Regions from separate parts of the Homo sapiens genome. Here region 1 is linked to region 2. A link is a loop called in an ENCODE intact Hi-C map of the cell type or tissue named here. Cell type or tissue: CD4-positive, alpha-beta T cell. All regions are shown on one strand. Links, peaks and the distances in the headings refer to the core of each region. The heading gives the core; the rest is flanking DNA.

The links. A loop is a pair of places that touch in the nucleus more often than their neighbours do. Peaks named below come from ENCODE experiments on the same cell type or tissue, not always from the same donor. Only the 100,000 strongest peaks of a DNase experiment are listed, where the experiment ranks them.
Region 1: it touches region 2 in a loop (30-fold over the local background); 3 of 110 quality-filtered maps call a loop at or near these places.

The regions. Positions count from the first base shown.
Region 1 is chr20:18,410,746-18,416,125 of GRCh38, reverse strand. DZANK1 (double zinc ribbon and ankyrin repeat domains 1) reads left to right here. Exons shown (of 21, transcript NM_001367614.1): 11 at 677-799; 12 at 1,614-1,778; 13 at 3,273-3,480. Among named protein-coding and RNA genes, the nearest start is that of LINC00851, 34 kb to the right of the region's middle. RefSeq lists a silencer at 2,575-2,624 and an enhancer at 3,495-3,544. In CD4-positive, alpha-beta T cell, for the core only: CTCF peaks have their summits at 2,541 and 2,742 (motif pointing left); a DNase peak (open chromatin) is centred at 2,765.
Region 2 is chr20:19,993,203-19,998,582 of GRCh38, reverse strand. It overlaps RIN2 (Ras and Rab interactor 2), which reads right to left. Exons shown (of 13, transcript NM_018993.4): 12 at 1,741-1,904. Among named protein-coding and RNA genes, the nearest start is that of NAA20, 21 kb to the left of the region's middle. RefSeq lists an enhancer at 4,707-5,380. In CD4-positive, alpha-beta T cell, for the core only: CTCF peaks have their summits at 2,910 and 3,109 (motif pointing right); a DNase peak (open chromatin) is centred at 3,112.

The DNA of each region.
Region 1 (5,380 bases), core at 198-5,197, 1.6 Mb after region 2:
TCCCAGGTCTACAGTGGGACTGACGTGAGGGTGCAGGGCAGTGTGGGAATGGAGCCTGCACATGGTGGGTGGTCAGGTAGCAGCCACTGTGCTGTCACTCCCATTTGGGAAGTGAGCAAGTCTCCTACCAGGCAATAGTGAGGAAGCAACAGATTCAAATATAGGTTTACCTAACATAGTCCCAGGAATTCTCACAAAACAATTCTGCCTCTGTCCCCAATATAAAATAATTGTTCTCATGTGTCAAGAATGGGAAATGAAGTCACATTTTTCTATGGAAACCAAAACTCCAAAGGATAGAAGATAAGCCTCAATCATGACCGCTCAGGTAGCTTAGCTCTCTTCTTCCTTCATTAATATTGTTCTGTTAAATCAACAGTAGGGCTTGCTATCCCTGATATTAAAGATATTGAAAAATATTAAGATGTGCAAGGTACCAGTTTCATTGACTTTCTGTTATCTCCATGAAGGAATGTGAGCTCTATGTACTAATTTATTAATTGGTGAAACTCATCATAGCTGTACTCCTTTGGGAAAAAAACAAAACAAAACAAAACAAAAAAAACACTATTTCCGGGGCTCATCTTGTCTGGGAATTTTTTATCTTTTTTGAATTGGGAGGGGGATTAGAGAATATAGTACTGATCCTGCCTTTAAATGCCATTTCATTCACCAGTCGATGTGCAGTGGGGATAAAGCCCCTCCTCCGCCCACTCAGAAAGGGGGGACCATTTCCTGCTACAGATGTGGTCGCTGGAATCTCTGGGAGGCGTCCTTCTGCGGCTGGTGTGGAGCCATGGTGGGTATTTTAAAACTGAGATTCTGTATACTGAGCACCTCACCACTGGCCTGGAGAGAGCCAGGCACTTCTTCCATGGCCTTGCAGAAATCACTTCTTGTGATTTCGCTACTGGTACCTATAACCTAAGAATCTGGAGATAGAGATAATTAATTATCTTACACTGAGAGCCATCTCTGATGACTGTTTTGACTTGCATTTCTTTGAGGTTAAACCTTTTCACTCGTTTATTGACTACTGGCATTTTTTAAAATGAATTATGTCTGCCTGCCTTTATAATAAAACACTCAAGACTATGTATTTATTTAAGTATCGCATGCAAATAACAAAAAAGTTTTAGAGTGAAGGGTTAGTCTCCTCTCTCTCTAAGTCCCACAGTTCTCCTCTCAGAAGCAATTGCTCAGATCCAGTTCTTGAGATGTTCTTTCAGCTATTCAATGCATGTATAAGTAAACTGGTGCTATGAACACTGACCCAATTATTTTCACCTAGCAAGGTGTCTTGTTAGTAACCTCCTCATTCTTTTCAGTGACTTCATAATCCATTGTTTGTATGTATGTACTGTGTTATATTTAGACCATCCCTATTGCTGGACATGTGTGTTGTTTTCAGTGATTTCTTTTAAAACCACAGTGTTTTAGGGGTTGACCTGGAGTACACTTCTTTCTGTACTTGTCCATCTGTAGGATAAATTCTGGAAGGTAGAATGGCTGGGTCAGAGAGTCTGGGCATATGTTAATTTGTATGGTATGAGAATAATTTACATGAGGAAATTATAACTCTAATATTCATCAAGATATTTTCTATCCTCTAGCTCGGCATTCCTGCTGGCTGTTCTGTTTGCCCTAAATGTGGGGCCAGCAATCACCTGTCTGCCCGATTCTGTGGCTCCTGTGGTATTTGTGTGAAGTCCCTAGTGAAACTTAGCTTGGACAGAAGCCTGGCTCTAGCTGCTGAGGAACCTCGCCCTTTTTCTGAGGTGAGGCCTCCCCTGTAGTAAGAACTGGTACCCAGGAAGAGGCTGTAACTCTGAATGTGTGTGCTCCACCCTGTGAATCAACCCGGGGAAGAGACCCAAAACTTTTAGAACTTTCACATGGAATTTCAACTAGGTGTGTAAATAAATGCAGTCAATTTAGATTTTAATTGCATTTGCAAGGCCGTAGACATAATGCCACTTTAGTGGCTTTAAAATACATGAGACAGAATGCACTTCTCTTGAATTTCTTATGTAGCATTCTGAGAACTTTTCCTTCCCCTTTTTTATATTTTAGAAAGCTTAGGGTATATAAGATTGCTTTTGTAATTTATAACAGCTGGGCATAGTTTGAGGACAAATCTCACCAGGTTATTTTCAGAAGTACTTAAGCTCTAACAACTGGCTTTGTGTTAGATTTTTATAATTTTATACATTTCTCTAAGCTGGATAAAGACTTTCCATGTTTCTTCTTATCTCTTTATTATAAGAAGTTAAAGATTGATCATTATTAGAGGATACACTCAGCACTTTGTATGCAGTTTTAGGGAGTTCATGACCTTTTTTTTTTGAGACAGAGTCTCGCTGTGTTGCTCAGGCTGGAGTGCAATGGTGCAATTTTGGCTCACTGCAACCTCTGCCTCCCAGGTTCAAGCAATTCTTCTGCCTCAGTCTCCTGAGTAGCTAGGATTACAGGCCCGTGCCACCATGCCCGGCTAATTTTTGTATTTTTAGTAGAGATGGGGTTTCACCATGTTGGTCGGGCTGATCTCGAACTCCTTACCTCGTGATCCACCCACCGTGGCCTCCCAAAGTGCTGAGATTACAGGCATGAGCCACCATGCCCAGCCGTTCATGGCTTTCTTAACCCAGTTTGAAAGATTTAAATCCTAAACTGCCACTAGCCCTTATTCCTTTGTGCAAATGAAACAAAGGTGTTCTTTTCTCAAGACACTTGACTGCCATCTATTGGAAATTGCTTGTAATATACTGGTTTCTCTACTAGAAAAATTACCCTAATACATATGCAAATATATGATGTTCACCATATGAATGGTACTACTTTGAATGCAGTGACGTTGTGCAACGCACAACCTTTCATGGTAGTCCTCTCAGGTCCCCAGGTTTAGATGCAGGAAAGTATGTTAGAGAAAATGTTGGTGACCAGTGGCTGAGTGTGGATTAGTAGTGAAGTCTATGCTCTATTGGATTACAGAGCTGAAAAGGATAGATATCTTCCAGGCATCAAGCAGGCCGGCAAACACCCCTTGATTTGCTGACTTTTAGATAATAAATGGCTAATCCTGGATCAGGCTGGAAGTTGCTGAGAAAGACAGGAGCAAGGAAGATGAGGCAAAGGCTGGAAAACCCTATTAGTTCCAAGTACACTTTTCTTGAGATACTTTTTATTCTGATTAGAGTTGTTTTCTATAAGTAAAATGCAAGATTGATTAAATTATATTCTAATTTTAAAAATGTCTTCTGCCTCACGCATGGCCCCGATGTGCCTGGCAGTCCCTGAATATTCCTTTGCCCAGATCTGATGTTGGGACTAAGAGGGACATAGGAACACAGACTGTTGGCCTCTTCTACCCATCTGGCAAGCTGCTAGCAAAAAAGGAACAGGAACTAGCCTCTCAAAAGCAGAGGCAGGAGAAAATGAGTGACCATAAACCCCTCCTGACAGCCATCAGCCCAGGAAGAGGTAAGGGGGAGGATGCCCTTTCTTCTGGTCGGGAGGGAATTCACTCTTTCTGTGAAAGAACATTTCATTTTCTCTTCCTTTTAGATTTATTTGTATGTGTAAGAAGTAAGTTTCTTTCTTTTCCTCTTTTTCAAGTAATTTTCTTTGTATTGGAAAAAGAAGCTCTTCCTGTAAGCTCCTTCTTAAACTTTCAGTATTCTGATGTTTTAGCTCATAGCCCTGTAGTCTAGTTCCTCAGTCACATGGCGCATGTGGGTTTCTTTTGTCGTGACGGCATGTTGTTAGTGCACAGTGCTATTGCTATCTGCCATTATCCCTTTTTTTAATTGTAAAATTTAAATAACATAAAATTCACCATTTTGACTATTTTTAAGTCTATAATTTGGGCCAGTTGTGGTGACTCATGCCTGCAATCCCAGCACTTTGGGAGGCCAAGGCTGGAGGATCTCTTGAGTCTAGTCTGGCCAACAAAGTGAGACCCTGTCTCTACAATTTTTTTTTTAAAGCAGTCATTTGTGGTGGTGCATGCCTGTGGTCCCAGCTACATGCTTCAAATTTCATTTTGAAATTTAATCTCTATTGTGGTGGTATTAAGTGGCGGGACGTTTTGGAAATTGATCATGAGGATGGAGCCCTCATGAATAGATCAGTGCCTTATGAAAGGGCTGGAGGGAATGAGTTAAGGCCCCTTTTTGTCCTTTGGCCCTCCCTCCATGTGAGGACACAACGTTGCCCTCCTTTGGAGGATGCAGCAACGAGGCACCATTTTGGAAGCAGAGAGACCAGGCCCTCCCCAGACACCTAACCTGCAGGGACCTTTATTTTGGACTTCTAGCTTCCAGAATGTGAGAAATAAATTCCTGTTCTTTATAAATTACCCAGTCTCAAGTATTTTGTTTATAGCAGCACAAATGGACTAAGACAGTTTGCTAGTATTTTCTTGAAGACTTTTGTGTCTATATTTATAAGAGATATTAGTCTGCAGTTTTCTTCTTTCCTTCTACTGTCTGTCTGATTTTGGTATCAGGATAATGGTAGCCTTATAGAAACACTTCTTTTTTTTTGAAGTGGTTATGAAGAATTGGTATTAACTATTATTTAAATTTTGGTAAATTACCTGTGAAGCTATCTGGATCTGATGTTTGTCTAGTGGGCAATTCTGATTACTCTTTACTTTTTATAGGTCTGTTCAGATTTTCTATTTCTTGTTGAATCAGTTTTGGTAGTTTGTGTTTTTCCAGATATTTATCTATTTCATCTGATTAATTTATTAGCATACAGTTGTTTGTGATACTCTTTTATAATCTTTTTTATTTCAATAAAGTTGGTGATAACATCTCCTATTTCATTTCTAATTCTAGTAACTTGAGATGTCACTTTTTTTGGTCAATCTTACTAAAGGTTTATCAATTTCATTGATCTTTTCCAAGAACCAACTTTTGGTTTTATTGATTTTCTATTATTTTTATATTCTGTATTTCACTAAATTCCACTCTCATCATGATTTCCTTCTTTCTTCTTACTTTAAGTTGACTTTGCTCTTCTTTTCCTCGTTTAAGGTCAAAGATTAGGGTGATGATTTTGAGATCTTTCTTCAGAATGTGAACATTTGCTGCTATAAATTTCTGTTTGAGCTTTGCTTTCACTGCGTCCCATAAGTTTGGTGTACCTTCATTTTCTTTCTTTCTTTCTTTTGAGATAGGATCTCACTTTGTCACCCAGGCTGGAGTGCGGTGGCACAATCATGGCACACTGCAGCCTTGACCTCCTGGGTTCAAGTGATCCTCTTCCCTCAATCTACTGAGTAGCTGGGAGCACAGGCACAAGCCACCACACCTGGATAATTTTTAAACGTTTTTGTAGAGATGGGGTGACACTGTGTTGCCAGTGTTGCCGGTCT
Region 2 (5,380 bases), core at 249-5,248:
CTGGAGTGCAGTGGTGTGATCATGGCTCACTGTAGCCTCAAACTCCTGGGCTCAACGGATCCTCCCACTTTAGCCTCCTGAGTAGCTGGGACTACAGGTGTGCACCACTACGCCTACCTAACTTGAAAATTTTTTGTTGTGGTTGTTTTGTCGAGATGGAGTCTCACTTTGTTGCCAAGGCTGGTCTCCAACTCCTGGCCTCAAGCGATCTTCCTGCCTTAGCCTCTAAGGTGCTGGGATTACAGGCATGAGCCACCTCATCTGACCCTCTATTTTCAGAGCTCTTATAAAAAAAAAAAATGGCCAGGCGCAGTGGCTCACGCCTGTAATCCCAGCACTTTGGGAAGCTGAGGCGGGTGGATCAGTTGAGGCCAGGAGTTTGAGTCCAGCCTGGCCACCACGGTGAAATCCCATCTCTACTAAAAATACAAAATAAATTAGCCAGGTGTGGTGGTGAGCACCTGTAGTCCCAGCTACTCCGGAGGCTGAGGCAGGAGAATCGTTTGAACCTGGGAGGTGGAGGTTGCAGTGAGCAGAGATCGTGCCACCACTGCACTCCAGCCTGGGTGACAGAGCGAGACTCTGTCTTAAGAAAAAAAAAAAAGCAGGTGAATCTGGATGTGTAGACAAATCTGTCTTGCTTTCCACATCCCTGCTTGGAAACTCATCATGGGGAACATAGAAACAAACCACAGGAAGGTTTTATCATTTAATTTAAAACCTTCAAAATATTATTTGCAGACATTTGCCAACTCACTCATTATTTCATAGACAATGAGCAAATCAGGAATTGTGTTGGGTAAGGATTTCTTTGTTTCTTTTTTGAGACTAAGTCTCACTCTGTTGTCCAGGCTGGAGTGCAGTGGCGTGATCTCGGCTCACTGCAACCTCCATCTCCTGGGTTCAAGCGATTCTCCTGCCTCAGCCTCCCAAGTAGCTGGGATTACAGGTGCCTGCCACTACACCCAGCTAATTTTTGTATTTTTAGTAGAGACAGGGTTTCACCGTGTTGGCCAGGCTGGTCTCGAATTCCTGACCTCAGGTGATCTGCCCACCTTGGCCTCCCAAAGTGCTGGGATTACAGGCGTGAGCCCTGATGCCTGGCCTTGGGTAAAGATTTCTATAGCCCTAACCCACCTGTCCATTCTAAGAAACAAGCTCACTGGGAGTCCCACATTCCCAAGCAGCAGCTCACGGTCAGGAAAAGCCCTGGCCAGGGAACCTGAGCAGGACTCGCTCAGATGCTCGCCTGGTCACTCTGCGCCGTGGACGGCTGCCATAGCTGTTGCTGCTGCTGCTGAGATTCTGGGGTCTTCTGTTTTGGAGAGTGGGCGAGAGAAAAGGGAAGGAGACATCGCTGTTCCTCTCCCTCTTCCCAAAGAGAAACTAGGCCAATTGCATCGCGTAACACAGCGGCTGTTTCCTGATGAAACAAAATCTCCAACGTCTGTGCCAAGTGCTTCCTCCTCCTTTTTGACTTATCGTCTGCTTGATTGGGCAGAGATTCTGCCTTAATTCAACTTGGTTTTCTTAAAGACAGCAAAACTTGGGCCAAGTATCCCATGCGTATATAAATGTAAAGAAAACAGATCAGTGTAACAAGGCCAGAGGGTGGTTTGAGATATCCCTTTCCTGCCAAATAATTCAACACAGTGGGGACCTCTGAGCTGGGATGTGCTGGGTGAGCCAGCTCCGCATTCCTGGAGGACGAAGGAAGCAAAGGGGTGGCCAGCTGCACACCTGGAAGTCGTCCACAGAGGGGATGGTCCGGTTGGTGGTTCTCCGTTTGTGCCACTGCCTCAGGGTGTCTCTGGTTTCTGAGCTGAGCAGTCGCGCTGCTTGTTCTTCTTGGAAATTCTTTATCAGAGAAAGTGCTCCATATGCGCTTGTCAAGTAATAGCCTCCTGAAAAGAGCAGAAAGAGTGGGTCCTCCCAGTGCCAACCTCCGCTCACGGGTGATAACAGGGGATGCCAGCGTTAGAAGGCATGTTTTGTATTTTTAGTATTTCTTCAACATGCATTTCCTTGTGGGATCACAGAAGCACACACCCAAGAGCATGGCACTCACTCCTCCATCCATCCCTTCACACAGCCATCCCACAGAGATTTCTGGAGCGACCCAGGCCTGGGAGGGGCCAAGGGGGCACAGACAAGCCAGGCTGACAAGGTTCCTGTTTTTCAATGATGGGATTTCCATTCTAGTGCGTGAGACTGACCAAGCCACTAAAGTGTTTTTTTTGTTTGTTTGTTTTTTTGTTTGTTTGTTTTTGAGACGGCGTCTTGCTTTGTCACCCAGGCTGGAGTGCAGTGGCACAATCTCAGCTCACTGCAACCTCCGCCTCCCAGGTTCAAGCGACGCTCCCACCTCAGCCTCCCGAGTGGCTCGGATTAAAGGCATGCACCACCACGCCTGGCTAATTTTTGTATTTTTAGTAGAGATGGGGTTTCACCATATTGGCCAGGCTGGTCTTGAACCTTGGCCTCAACTGATCCACCTGTCTCGGCCTCTCAAAGTGCTGGGATTACAGGCATGACCACCATGCCCAGCCGAAATTATTAAAGTGCAATTATGAAAAATGTTTGCCAGGAGTAGTTGGGGTATTAAGGCCTGACGGGGAGGTGGGGGGAAAGTCAGGCGTGTGAGGTGATCCAAGGCCAGTATCCCCTCCATCAGTCCAGACTCGTGGCAACACTTGCTCTTGGCTTTTTCTTTTAGAAATTGATATTTTCTATCTCTGATAAACAAGAATTTGGTTTAAAAAAAAGTAAAAAGGAAAAAACGCAATGAGTATTTTCTAAATCTTAAGTAAACTATACACTTTGAAAGAACTGTTCGCAAAAATGTGGACACTTCAAAAATAATTTCTCTCCCTTGATTCCCTTTCTTACCCCCCCCTTCCTTTGGGACTAACATAACATCTGGCATTTAGGATAAAATAATTTACAGGAAAGTGATGTTCCTGTGATGGTGTATTTAGGAATGATCTCTTATGTTCTTGAGGAGTGTAAAAAGGGCTGACGACACTGTAAGATGTGTATGTATTCCTTCATAGTTTTTGTCCTAACATATAATTAGGTGCCTGGGGAGGAACTTATGGTCTCTGCGCTGAAGAGCCACTAGGGGTCGCCCTGAATGTTTATTAAAAATTCCCTAATTGGGCACAGCATATTTTAGATTTAGAGACATTCTTTGTCAAAATACTCATTGAATCTCTACTGTGAGCCACAGCTACAGAGAAGAAAGTAGGTTTGTAAGAAATAGAATCTGAGTCCCCACTCTCCAGAAGTTTATGAATGTGTTTTGTTTTTTTTTTTTTTTTTAAAAAAAAAACAGACACTGGCAATTTATTCCTGCAGGGACCAGAAGTTAGTTTGGCGAAATGAGTTTTGTGCAGAAGTGTCACCTTTAGGGCCAAAGTATTTAGCTTTATTCATGTGAGACCCTGCAGAAGCCTCTCTCTGGTCAATAAGTGGCAATATGCAAGATGGCAACTGTCCCCTCCATGTGGATCAGGAGCCACACGCCCTGCAAACTCGTGCTGGACATGAACACGAGAAAGAAAAATACCCTTCTTGTTTTCAGGTTGCAGATGAAGACTTGAGGTTATTTTTTCCCGCGGCATAATCTGGGTCACCCTGAGCCATGCACTTTCCATTGATCACATGTCAAGCTTTTTGTGTATAGAGTGATCTGAAGGGTTTTCCAGACCTTGCCACCTACAGTATAATCACCCTAGTTAAGAGTTTTGAATTGTTGATCTTTACCAAATATTCGCCCCACAAACAAATCAGCATGTGACTGTGTGTGAAACTCAGTAATCCAGAATACAGATGCTACATGGAGAATTTCAGGAGAAATCAATATGAACATAAGTATTCAGGAAAGGCCGTATGGAGGGTCAGGATTTGAGCAAGGACTCGGAGAACTGTTACAATCTTTGTGGGGGTGGAGGGGGGCTCCTTTGGACTTCAAATTTTAGACTCCCTAGCTCTCATCTGTTCAGGACGCTAAGGAGAAAACTCAAATGCTGGAAGCACAAAATTGACCACACTTTGAAACATGTGGATGCAATTAGAGAAGGTTTTAAATTTCAGCAAGACTATAACCCTACCACAAGAGCTGTGCACTTCTAAGGGATTCTATGACGCCTTTTTGGTAAATGAGAATACCTGCTTAAACAGCGGAAAACAGACGTGGCTGCTACCCCGCAAACCAAAGAGGACTTTGGGCAGGCACGGAAAAGTCCAATCTGTATTTTTGCCACTGCTCAGTAGCCTCTTCCTCCCAGGCTGCATAGCTTCAGTTCGATGCTGTGCAGGCCTGGTCTGTGATCACAGCCAACCCAACTGGGCCGCCTACTTCCCAAGGAAGGCAGCCAAGAAGCCCCAGACACGGTTAAGTGGAAGCAGGCTCTATTTAAGTGCGAGCTCACCAGCAGCTTTTGTATCCTCACTAGCTGTGCCCTTGTCTTTCTTGTGGGATTCGTGGAGGAGAAGACAGCCACCTGTCCATTAGTCATCAACACAGGGCCTTGCCCTGGGCCAATCTGGGAAAGGGGCAGGAAGTAGCTGTTTCTATCCTTGAGCCACAAGATACAAGCAATGTTTGTCCTGAGTGCACATTGTCAGCAACAGAATCGACTTTCTAAGTGAAACCGGCGTGTCTTTTTCCCCAAAGCCCTAAGAGCTCTACATACTTATATTACTAGAATTAAACATGATCGAAGCTCGAAAAAGAATAACCAAACCCCAAACTGTATTAATAACAAACATTACAGTGGAAGGAAGGAAAGCATGCTATGTAGACTAACATGCTTCTCTTGGTCCCTGGGCAAAACCACATGTTTGGCCTTGTCCTGTCTAATCCCAGGGCAGAGCAGGCAAGAAAAGCTCCAGGGAGGGCCTTGGAGGCTCATCGGGGAGTGTCTGGTTCCATGGTTAGTAATATTAATAAGGGGACAGAAGAGGCTAAAGGGTGAAAGCATGAAAGAGGCCCATTCATACCTGCCTGGGATCGGGTACGGGAGGAGAGATATTCATCCCCCATCCTGAGTCAGCACTACCCATGGTCACGTGGGAAGGGCATAATCGGGCTCCAAGGAGGGCGGTCCCTCCGACAGGAAAAGTTAAGGCCTGGTGAATTCACATTACAGGACTGAGGAGACTAAGGGGGCACATTCTGGGGGTGGTAAAAATGCATTTCATTCCCTCCAGGGAAAATGCTGGGATGACTCATTCCTTAGGGAATCCTGTCAGAGATGGACCTTTCTACTCAAGCCCAGACTGAAACTCACGGGAAAAAAAAAAACGAAACCGTGACAATCCCCCCCAGGGCTTGTCTGGGCTTTTATCTGGATATATAAAAATGGATTAAGAGGAT